2 separate regions of the Mus musculus genome follow, and region 2 is linked to region 1. A link is a contact called in ENCODE POLR2A ChIA-PET data. All regions are on one chromosome and are shown on one strand. Each heading gives the region's core, a stretch centred on a gene start or an enhancer-like site at or near the end of the contact. The rest is flanking DNA. Distances are from core to core; before and after follow the strand shown.

What was found. ChIA-PET counts read pairs that join two places held with the same protein, here RNA polymerase II (POLR2A).
Region 2: POLR2A ChIA-PET joins it to region 1 with 45 read pairs in embryonic stem cell. The contact joins the enhancer-like site here to the promoter of Sp3 in region 1. POLR2A ChIA-PET finds 5 or more read pairs at or near these places in 5 of 5 experiments (Patski and embryonic stem cell).

Annotation. Positions count from the first base shown.
Region 1 is chr2:72,976,845-72,982,978 of GRCm38, forward strand. It overlaps Sp3 (trans-acting transcription factor 3), which reads right to left and starts at 3,602. Exons shown (of 7, transcript NM_001018042.3): 1 at 3,406-3,602; 2 at 2,643-2,788; 3 at 2,054-2,185. The coding sequence starts at 3,412. Sp3os (trans-acting transcription factor 3, opposite strand) reads left to right here and starts at 2,588. Exons shown (of 3, transcript NR_045269.2): 1 at 2,588-2,751.
Region 2 is chr2:73,016,302-73,022,014 of GRCm38, forward strand. No RefSeq gene overlaps it. Among named protein-coding and RNA genes, the nearest start is that of Gm39850, 10 kb to the left of the region's middle. Within about 2 kb of position 3,555, at least 1 of the 3 ENCODE cell types and tissues checked has a DNase peak (open chromatin) inside an H3K27ac peak, as active enhancers do.

The sequences.
Region 1 (6,134 bases), core at 2,352-4,851:
TAATGGAAAAATTGGCAAAACTCAAAATCTGTAGCTACCCATGTTAGTGATACACAGATTTGAAAACTGTGCCACAATAAGGCAGCACGGGGGGTAGCTGGGTAAAGGTGAAGGTCGTGACTCTGACACTGGATTTCCTGCTTTGCCCTAAATCTAAAAACATCCCACAACCCTCAAGACACTACGGTCCTCTAGTGATCTCCAGTAATTTTAGAGTACTTAAATATATTTAAGTATAGTTTTAAATATTGAAAATATCTTTTAAGCATTCTGAAAAAAACTTTAAACTACTTTTAAACTAGAAACCAACTTTTTTCCCCATTAATGTTCAGACAAAAATGACAGCTCTCATATTTTTCACCTTATTCAACTTTCAGCTCAGTTTACTTCAACTTTGCTCAAAGTGAAAAATTTGGAAGAACTCAGATTTATCGAGCATCAAACATGCACCAAAAAATTCCAAGTTTAGAGGCTTCTCTAGCAAACTGTATTTTCATATTATTACTTTTACTAAATTCAGAGTGTTCATGTTCATCTGGCAGGAAATGGTGTTCTTAGTAATGTTGTGATAGGTCAGAGATCTTAAAGAAGCCCAAGAACATGACACAAACACATGGCTGGGGTCAGTCTAGTGATCCACTAGAGTTGGAGTCTAAGCATGATGCTTTCAACCCTGTGCTTCTCCTCACCACTCCCCTCCCCATCTGTAAGCACATTCTGAAACTTTGATAGTTACATGAAAAATTGCACTTTATTTAAAGTTTATTTTTCAATTTTACTTCTGAGGTAGTTTATTAAGGAAAACAATAAACTTAATTTGACACTTTGGGACTAGGGAAATATAACTTACTTTAAAAGTTTACTAATCTGCTTAACGTTTCTTTAAATTTAAAAGTTTTCCCAAACAGCTTTTGATATTTTAATATGCTTAAAAAATACATGACATTAAAAATGCTCCCACTGTCCATAGTCTAATTTCAGACTAAAAATATCTATTTACTAATACAGAGTAACAACGTTGAATGACTAGTATACAACAGCTAACTTTTCTAACAGTGACAACTAAACTGACACTACATAAATCGATTGCTATAAACCTCTTAAAAACTTAGTCTTGAGGCGTGTTTTAACTATCTTAACAGGTGAACACACCTTTTCACAGTAAGCTAAGAGCAGCAATGGTCCACACAGATGTAAAATTCACATTGTCTACAGCACCTAATTTTACACTGAGTCTTCACTAAGACTTGCCGCTCCTCTCCACAACCTAGAGGTTCTAAAATTTACAAAAGAATCCCATCAGACTCGTTATAATAAAAATAACATTTAGCCAACCAATTTCAACTCTTAAAAGTATGAAGTGTGCTAACAAGCATGTAAACAAAATGACTTTCATCTACTTTTTAAGATTGATATTCTAGAAAACCTCAAAGGCCAAAGTTATTACTAACTTCAAATTCAAATTTCAATAGCCTCCCAACTATTTCACTTAACCCTACTCAGAACAAAACTAGTGCAAAGTTGGAGTAGTCTGCAAAACGCCAACAATTCTGAATGATCAGGTTAAAAAATAATAATAATAAAAATGTTCGTCCCTGCGTATAAAAGAACACCCTCCTTAAATGATCAAATACCCAAGATCTGGAAACTTGCTCCAGATTCAAAAACTCTAGAAACTAGAGCCATCCTTGCCTCGGTAGGTGATACTATCTGTGACCGATAGGCTGTGCTTGCAAATGTAGTGCAAAGAGCGAGTGAGTTTTCAAGTCCTGATACGAATTACTTAAACATCCATTTTGGAGTCCCGTGCCCACCCCCCACCTCCTCCGTCTCAGACTTCATTTTGTGAGGAATTTTGCGCGCGATGCCGCAGTGACAATCTCCGGAAAGCGCGGGCCGGCCCGGGCTCCCACCGGGGACGCGAGCGAGCAGGGAAGCGCGGCAGAGCCGGACGGCCCGCGCGTGACGGCCGCGCGGCGGCGGGAGGCCTTGGGCTGGCGGGCTGGCGGGCGGGCGCGCCGCAGGCCCGGGATGGCGGGCGGGCGGGACTTACCGCTCCGGCGGCGGCGGCGGGGACCCCGGCGGCGGCGGCAACGGCCGCCTCCTCGTCGTCGTCGCCCGGCGATGGCGGCCCTATCTTGCTGCAGGTAGCGGCCAGCAGAGCGAGCGGTGACGGCTGAGTGTCCTACCCGCGATGGGCGGGTTCAGAGAGGGAGACAGGGAGGGGGGTGGCGGTTAGGGCCGGGCCCGCTCGCACAGGAAGTACGGCTCGCTCCGCGCCTGGCCGCGCCGCCAACCCGGCCCCGCGCTCTCCTCCTCCTCCTCCTCCGGGGTCTGCGGCGCCTCTCCCCGCGCTCGGTGGCCCGCGGCGGACGGCTGCGCGCCGGGCCTCTTCCCTCCGTCCGGATCCCACCCGGGAGGGCGCGCACACTTGCACACTCACACACACACAAACACACACACAAAAAGGCGGCGGGCGGGGGCGCGCGGGCGGGGTCGGAGCGTTGGCGCCTCGGGCGGGCAGCTCCCGGGGCGGGGGAGGGGCGGGCGAGCGCGCGCGGGAGGGAGGGAGGGAAGGAGGGAGGGCGAGGGGAGGAGAAAGCGGCGCGCGGGGAGCCCGGCCGCGCTCAGCCGCTCCTCACCTGGGCCGCCGCCGCCGCCGCGCCGTTTCCGTGCTGCTGCTGTTGCTGCTGCTGCTGCTGTAGATACTCGCCGTGGCCGCCGCCGCCTCCGCCGCCGTCCACGTCCAAGGCAGCCATTTCCTCTTGTTTCACGGGCTTTTCGGGAGCTGCAGGCACAGCGCGGGGGGAGGGGGGAGGAGGAGGGTGGGGTGGGGAGGAAGGCGGGTGCGGGGAGGGAGGGGGCCCGCGAGCCGCGGCCACATTAGTGAGCGCCGGGCGGCCCGGGCCCTGCCCCTCCCCTGCCCTCCCCCCGGCCGCGGCGGCCACGGCGGCGGCGGCGCGCTCCCTCCTCCCCTCCTGCTGCCCCCGCCCGCCGCGGCTGTAACCCTCCTCCTCCTCGTTCCCTCCTCCTCCTCCCCGCGCTGCCCCTGCCCCCTCTCCTCTCCTCTCCTCTCCTCCCCTTTCCCTCCGCGGCGCTCGCTCCTCTCGCACCGTCAGTCACTCGCACACGCCCGCCCGCCGCCGCCGCCCGCGCCCGCACACAGGGGGGATGCGCTCCCGGCGGACCGGGCCGCCCGCCCGGAGCCCGGCGGGCACTCGGCGCTGGGGCTGGAAGGGCTGGACAGCTGGCTGGCGGAGATGGGAGTGCGGCTTTCTGCCTCCGCCGACACTCGGTCGCACGCTCCCGGAGGCCGGGAGCCGGCGGTGGCGGCCCCGGGCTGGCTGTGGGCGGCAGTGGCAGCGGCGGAGGCAGCGAGGGTTGCTCTCTCTCGGCTTTACGTACCGGTCATAGTGTGTTTAGGACAGCTCAGGCGGGGCTCCCCGCCGCCTTACACATGGTGAGAAGCGAAGGCGGCGGCGGCGGGAGAGGATGCGGGAAGCGGCGGCGGACACGGCCGGAGCGGTCCGGGGAATTTTTTTTTTCCTATTTTGATTGACTGTGCGGGAAACACAAAAGGTGGAGCCTCCAGCCCAAAAGGGGGGAAGAGGGCGACAGCCCGCCCGGAAGTTCCGCCCCTCTTCCCGGCTCTCATTTGCCGCTAGGCTCTCCGTCAGCTCTGTTCATTGGTCCGGACGCCTGTCCGTCGCTCGGCCTGGCGGCGGGCTTCCTGTTTGCCCCCGGGTTGAAGGGGAGAGACAATGAGCGGCCGTGGCGCCGTAGGTTCTCCAGAACGGCCCCGGCTCGCGCGTTACCCCGCTGTGCCAGCCTCGTTCCTCGGCTGCGGCTGCCAGACCCGAGGCGCAGGCCTCTTCCACTGGCTGGCCCTGTGTGCAGGCCTCGCCAGGCTGTCGGGGAGCCGAGCTGGGGAGGAAGTCCGTCCCCGGTGGCTCCGGCTCCACTCGACGTCTCCTCCATCCTGGCAGCCGACCGGACTGGATCTCCCCAGGGCCCGGGCGCTCGGAGCTGCGTCTTGCCAGCGCTGCCAGGAGGCCACCGCCGCTCGGCCCCAGGGCTGCTGCTGCTACTGAGCAAACCGGACCCGCCCCACGAGCCCTGGGGGAGGGAGCTGGTATTGGGGGAGACACCCCCTCCGAGGCTGGAGGAGGACGTTTTCACACACATTCAGCTCTTGGTCGCAAGTCGGATCCATCACCTTCTCATCCTCCCGAGCTTAGCCCGTGGTTACCAACCATCTACTTTTGTGGACCCTGGAGGCGGGCACTTAGAGCAAAAAGATATCTCCAGTCCCTTCATAAAGAAAAAAGGTTTTAGTTCTGGCCAGTGATATCAAAGCAGGCTTAGTTATGTTTTTATTCAATGAGATACAGTCACCCTTTAAAATCAGTTTGCTGCACACACAAACTACCTGCTTCTTAACCAAGAAAGTCAGTCAACATTTGTTAAAACAGTACATCTAAAAAGTATCCTTCCTCTTGGGAGCGTTTAGTTACTTTTTTTTTTTTTTTTAAATTTTGTACTTAGTGGTGTATTAACACCCCTTCCTTTGACATCCTCAATGCCTTGCAGTCAGTCATTCAGGAGAAAAAAGTGTTCTGCAAACAACAGACAGAACGTTGTCTATTACCTCTAGATACTTTTGCTTAAGAAAGGTTGAATTTAAGAGTAGGAAACACTATCCACAATACTTTTATTAGAAATCTACCTCAAGCAAGAATAAACATCCCAATTATTGTACTTGTATGTTTTGTATGAGGTTGAAGGCAAAGCATTTAAACTAGCTTTGTATACACGAACTTGAAAATTCATGGGGGGGAGGGGCAGTGCATACATCGGTTTCAGAAGCCTTTTTGGACTTGTTTTTTTGTTTTTTGGTTTTTTCTCGTTGGTTGTGGTTTTTGTTTTCAAGACAGTTTCATGTGTAGCCTTGGTTGTCCTGAAACTGGATTTGTAGACCAGGTTCACCTGGAACTCACAGAAACCCACCTGCCTCTGCCTCCTGAGTACTGGGATTAAAAGTGGGGGCCATCTCCGCCAACTACTTCGTGGTAATTTTTAATACAGTGACACATGTTCTCTTTCTCTTGTGTCATGCAAGCAAGAACAGTCTTTCAGGGCCAAAAACCAGATAACTCAAACTAGCTGTTTTGAGGCAAAGCTCTTAAAAATGCACATCAGTGCTGGGCGGTGTTGACACACGCCTTTAATCCCAGCACTTGGGAGGCAGAGGCAGGCGGATTTCTGAGTTCAAAGCCAACCTGGTCTACAGAGTGAGTTCCAGGACAGACAGGGCTACACAGAGAAACCCTGTCTCGAAAAAACAAAAACCAAAAAAAAAAAAAAAAAAAAAAAAAGAATGAACATCAGCAAGAGTATGACTCAGCATAAGGTGAGATTCAGTAGACTTCTCCAACCACAGTTGAGTCACTGTGACACCCTATGTTAAGATGACCAAAAGCAAAATGGTCTCTTGCAAGAATACTTATTTCTTAACTAGTGCAAATACACTAAAGTATATGCAAAGCATAAAGCCGGTATTTAGATAAATACATGTAGTAACATACAGTATAATTTACGGTGGATTAATATGTTTTTGTACAGTCATTAAATGAGAATCAAGTATTATCATGAACAAATCTCGAAACAACAGTAAGATCTGTTTTCCCCTGTCCCCACGACTTGGCCCAGTTTCTTGTTTTCTCTCAAGATTTTCACAAGCTATTCCTGGCCAAGAAACAAAACCAGATCACCCTATTCCCCAGTAGACTAGGACAAAGTTGGTAATAACATCAGCTACAACTCCAAGAGAAGGAAATCAAGCTTAGTCTGTAAGGTACCTCACTGACTAGCTAGAAACGTTATATGGTGTCATGGTCAGCGATTAGTCTACCATATCAAACTAAAATGGAGGTACTATGGGGGGGGGGGGGGGTTTGGGCTCTGAATTTTTTCTTCATCTAATGAGTAGGTTCAGAATATGTAGACCTGTGCTAATTATTAAAGGATATTTTAAAACATACTAAGTTGTGACTATATACGGATATACATAATAACTGTTAGTGTTAGTTTTACTTGTCAATTTAACACAATCTAGAATTACCTGAAAAGACAGT
Region 2 (5,713 bases), core at 2,305-4,804, 39 kb after region 1:
TTGGCTTTTGTCAGACAGCAGGTCAGTACTGTACTGGTTCTTATGCTACACCAACAATATCAAAATGTAGAACAGGCTGATACAGGCTGTACTGAGTCAGAGGTTTAATTTTTCTAGTTCTATGATTAGAACTATTTACTAGAAGGAGTGGGGAATGTAAGACCCCAACTCAATGTGTTTCTTAGACCCCTAGAAATGAAGCCCAGCATGGAGTTCTTTGTTCTTTAGCCTTCAGCCTGAGAGATGAGCTGTAATTCACCATCCCCATTCTTAGGATGTTTACTCAGCTTCCTCATTCTTTGTGGTCTTATCCTCCTCTCACTTTGTGGTTTATTCTTTAAAAACCCTCGACTGCAACTGCTGGGGGTCGATCTCCTCTGTCCCGTGTGGGTTACGAGCTCAGCCTCAGCATGCTGATACTCGAATAAACCTCATTTGATATTGCATCAAGAATGGTTTCTCTCGAGTTATTGGGGTGTCAGCTCATCCTGGGACTTGAACCAGAGTCTCCCTAGAAACGGGGGTCTTTCAGCAGAATGTGTTCAAATAGTACTCCCTGAGTCCTTTTTTGTAAGCAAGCTACTTTATTAAAATTCTGGGTCCTTATTGGCCCCATCTTACCCCAAACCACTCATTGTCAGAAGACTATAGGAACGAATAGGGGGCTTACAAAGAGGATAGGTGATGCAGGCCCTGATTTCCTGCTTGGTATTATTTTTATGGGTTTTAGCTGGGAATTAGGAGCTGGAAATAGTTGATAACTTTTTGCCAGTGATAATAATTCAAATTTAAGTGCATATTGTGAAAATTTGTAAATCTCTGCTCCAGATTCCAAGACTTCTAGACTTTCAAACTGCAGTGTCTCTCAATTGTAGAAAATTATCTTACTTGTCAGTAGATCAGGGATCTGATCTCAAACAGAACCAGTTTATAGAATATTCCTGGGAGACCTTTCTGAACTGTACCATGTCTGTAGAATGAGACCTCCCACAGCCTTCTTTTGCTCCACACACTGTGACTGGGTCTGTGAGTGGTGTTCATTGTTTTTAATCCTGCTCAGAGTCTTCTAGCCAACCTACACAAGCCCACCTCCTCCCCATTTCCCCTGGTTTCTCTTGTATCTTCATCTTTCACTTGGCTCAGCACTATCTCCAGATTTCCCAAGCACTGACTACCAAGGCCCAAGTGGATGGAGGTTCTGTCTGTAGCTATGTATTATAATGCTAAATTCTGTACCAGAAAGAAGGTCTAGTTGCCTACTAGTGAATTCACACGGTTACCAACTTTTGTTGCGCAAACCTTGTTCCTTAATTTAAAACTACTAGTTAAATACAATGGTATAGCCATTTACTGGAGGGATTAGAGATAGGCAGGTTTTGAGTTACCTGGTTGAAGGTTGCAATGGGAGCCAGGGAAGACTCAGAGAGAGGAGGAATCCGCTATGGGAGGAGATGGACCATGAACACATGGCTGTGAGAAACAGCAAGTATTTGGGATACACCGCTGGGGAAGTAGCCAGGCCAGCAGTTAGAAAAGTAGGTTAGAGGCTAACCCTTGTAATTGTCAAAGCCAAATAAAATGACCACAGTCTGAGTCTCATTCATTCGCAAGCTAGATAGGGATACGTTTTATTTGGTTCAACTATAGGAGTGTATAGCTCAAACTTCAACATTCTCATGAAAGCAACCCACCTCCTTTGGACAGGCAGTAGCTTTATTCCCGGTTTCCCTATTAAGCAATTCTGCCTCCACAGGAAAAACTTTAGCAATTGATGCTTTAAAATCCAGATCATGAAAACAGTGATAATAAATGAAGCTGCTAACCCTGGATGTAGCTACCCCAGCTCACCAGACAATGAACAGTAACTCCTTTCTTAGGAGAAAAAAAAAGTTTAAAAAATAATGTCTTTACAAAGGAAAAAAAAATCATGGCTTGCGATGTGAAGCAGTAAGAAACACTTCCCATTTCAAGCAACAGCAACTCAGCCCACTGAGCACTTTGGTGTTACAATCACTGCTGCTTGTTAGGGACACCGGTTTATGGCCCCATCTTTGCTCGGATGCTCAGGTCCAAGGCTTGTTCCAGAAACAATCTATCCTGTTAAATTGCTGCAAGAAGTGAGAGCCCACATTTTCAGGCAGCCACAGCATGCCAACACCTCCTTCACTTGTCCATGTGTTCATTTTTACCTGCTTCCTCTGGGCATCCCTGTATCTCACCATCACCCCAGCTGCAACCTTTAACAGTAAAGATGAAGTGATGAAGTCACTTGCCCACAGTTTGTGTATAGGGACTGGAATGGGGACAAAGCTTGGCTTTTGTTTGGTTGGTTTTTTTTTTTGTTTGTTTGTTTGTTTTTGTTTTTCTAAACAGAGTTTTTTCTAGGTATCCCTGGCTATCCTGGAACTTGCTCTGGAAACCAGGCTGCCCTCAAACTCCGAGAGCTGCCTGCCTCTGCCTCCTGAGTCCTGGGATTTAATGGTGTGCACCACCACATCCCAGCTCAACCTGGTGCTCTTGAAGGTACTCTTTTGCCCAAAGTTACTAGAATAATGATCAAAAGTTCATCAATCCACCGACGTCTCTCAGCAATACCCAGCCTCTCCCAATGTCTCTTTCCTCTCCACACACAGTAGGGGAGACCTTATTGCTGTAGCCTCCATATTTGTCCAATGTCTCTTTTCCATCATTTGTGTGAGAGCTGCCTGCCCTTTATAGAAGGCTGATATTCAAGTTACCAGGTAAGGCCACTGCCTAAGTAAAAGAGACGCTGGCTTATTGCTGGATCAAGGACGAAAACCCTTCCCCCTGAAATATATCCCATTAGCTGCAGGTTAGTGGAGATGGCAGGAGAATCTGAGAGCTCCTGTCAAGAGGCAGCTTATGGAGGGCAGGGGGTGAACTCATGAAGGTAGACACACTGGAGAGGGAACAAGATATGCTCAGACAGCTGTAGATAGAGACAGGAGTGTTTGAAAATCAGGTTTGCCATAACCTTCACGTCCAGTCTTCTGCAACTTGTACATACAGTGTGGAGAATTATCAGAAATACAAAGGCAGTCAGACATGGCCTTATTACCTATCTGTTCCTGGTAGAACAGACAAGTTTGCCTGCACAGTTGTTCCCGTTTAAAGATATGTCTGGAAAAACAGGTGTAGCCATTGGAAAGGGGGAGCAGTGGTTTTCTCAGATTATAAATAGTAATTTCCTAGCGGTGGAGAATAGCAGCCAACTATTCTGGCTGGTCTGAAGGACACCTAAGGTCACCTGTAGCTCAAGTGCTGATGTCAGCATACAGTAGGTGTGGCTGATCTTTAAGAGGGAGGTGGGCTATCGCTGCTGCTATCTCTGTTCAGGATCTGCTTCCTAGAGTCCTCCCACTTCTAAGTCTGGCCAGGGACCTTCTTACCACCATGTGTGTTAACAGCCATCCTAACGAAGGCACAGGCATTTACCACGCAGTAGGGTTACATGTTCTTTCAGGGCTTGGAGGGAACCCTTGAAGAATTGGCAATTGAGTGCTACCCACTGAGAACAGCAGGCATTCTCGCAGGCTGCTTGGAGGTAACCCAGCCAATGCCTGGCCCTGGTCCAATCTGGCAACCGAGACTGGAGGGAGTACTTGACTGTGGGCTGTGGGTGCTCACTGGTTCCTAGCACCAACAAAGCCTGGAGGTGGGTACATGGGAGAGGAATGAATGACACTCAGGCTGCTGAAGACACAAATGAGGAAGTATCCCCGACTTCTGTCCATTGGTTGGTTTTAAGTATCCATCTGTCTCTGTCAGCTGCTTGTTGGACCTCTAGGAGGACAGCCATGCTAAACGTTGATCTTATAAGCACACCATCCCATCAGTAATAGTGGAACCACAGCTTTTTCATTGCAACCAATCTGTTGCCAATTGATGAGGCAGCCGCCGCCCACACAGTCCCCTCCTAAAAGCGCTACCTTCTATGTGGCAGGTGTGTTGTAATTAGGTAATCACACTGACTGATCTTAGATCTGAAATCGGAGATTTCTCTGATCCTGGCTAAATCTAGAAATGCCTGCTTTTGACTTGGTAGAATACAGACGGCAAATACCAGCCTATCCATCATATGGGATATGCTATGCTTGTTGATTCAGGCTTTCCTCTGTGCTAGGCAGGTCTGTCTGCACTCCTGACAGTGCTCTAAAGAGTCTGCAACTCCAGGAGCGAATTCAATGAAATGGAAGACACATTCAAGGGGAGGGGAATTGGAGTTGGGGAGCCGCCTCTGAATTCTTAGATTGGCGCTGGTGGGACTCTGAAAGGGTTTCTCAGATGTACTTGGGATAGAAAAGGAAAGAAATGCACCTAATACAACTAACTATACACCCTTCCTCGGAAAGTACTCGACAAGGACAATAGGCCTAACTGTAAGATGCAAGTTATAAACTACAGAGGGAAGAACCATAAGAAAAACCCAGATGCTGGGCGTGGTGGCGCACGCCTTGGGCACACTGGTCCCACGTGTGCCGTGTCTCCTCCCCACCCACCCCGCCCCCCATTGCCCGTATAGTCCTCCTTTCCCCCTTGATGTCCTCCCCAACCCCAGTCTTTCAAGATAGGGTTTCTCTGTGTAGCCCTGGTTGCTCTGGAACTCACTCAGTAAAACAGGTTAGCCTCCAACTTAGAGATCCCTCTCTCTCTCTGCCTCCCTAGGGCCGGAGTTAAAGGCTTTCACCACCACAGCCCACCTAGTGAGAGTTTTTAAATACAATACTGTAACAGTATATTTGATTACTGTACATAGAAAACCTAATCATTAGCAAAATATAAACATTTAAATAGATATTGCACTAGTAAGATGCAGTTAGGTGGGTCCTGAAGAGATGCAGATTGGGTGTGCCTCTAAAGGCCTTCATAGATAAGAATGCTAAAGAATGGAAAGTTCCAGCCGGCTTTAAGGCGTGTTGCTTAGAGATCTTGTGCTATTTGCTCTATGTCCCGAGGCAAATGGTTAGGCCCTTACTGACTTGGCTTGGAGCCCCACCCCCCATGACAGTGATTTGGTTCAGCCTACAAACGGTGCCGGGGGAGGAGCTAGAGACTTCTTTATGTAAGCAATTGGACTTTTGAGTGAGCGCTCTGTTTTGGCTTGGAAGAGCCTTTATGGATGGAGCTCCTAGTGAGAGCCAAGGATTGAACTGGAGAGATGGTTTAGCGGTTAAGAGCACTAACTGCTATTTTGAAGACCCTGAGTTCAAATCCCAGCAACCACATGGTGGCTCACAACCATCCTCAATGAGATCTGACACCCTCTTATGGTGTGACAGCTACAGTGTACTTAGATATAATAATAAATAAATTTTTTTTAAAAAAAAGAGAGAGAGAGATAGGGATTGTCTCTTTGGATTTACAGGAATAAGGGAAGCAGCTGACAGGACACAAGTGAAACAGGGCTATATTTAAGAGAGCCAAGGAGTTGTCTTGGATTTGGAGAGGCTCTAGAGAAAGGTAGACTAGCTCAGTCAAAAGACACAGAGAGAAAGATTTCTATAGAACTAGCAGCTTAGTTGTAGAATCAGGCTTGTAAATAGATATTTTGTATACAGTTAAGAATATAAAGTTACCTAGCTGAGCTAGCAGGTTTCACGTCCCATGTCTTTATCGGTACAAATATTAGATAACTTAAATGGTTACGCAATACCACAGGCATTCATAACAGCAGGTTATTATCTATCTAAGG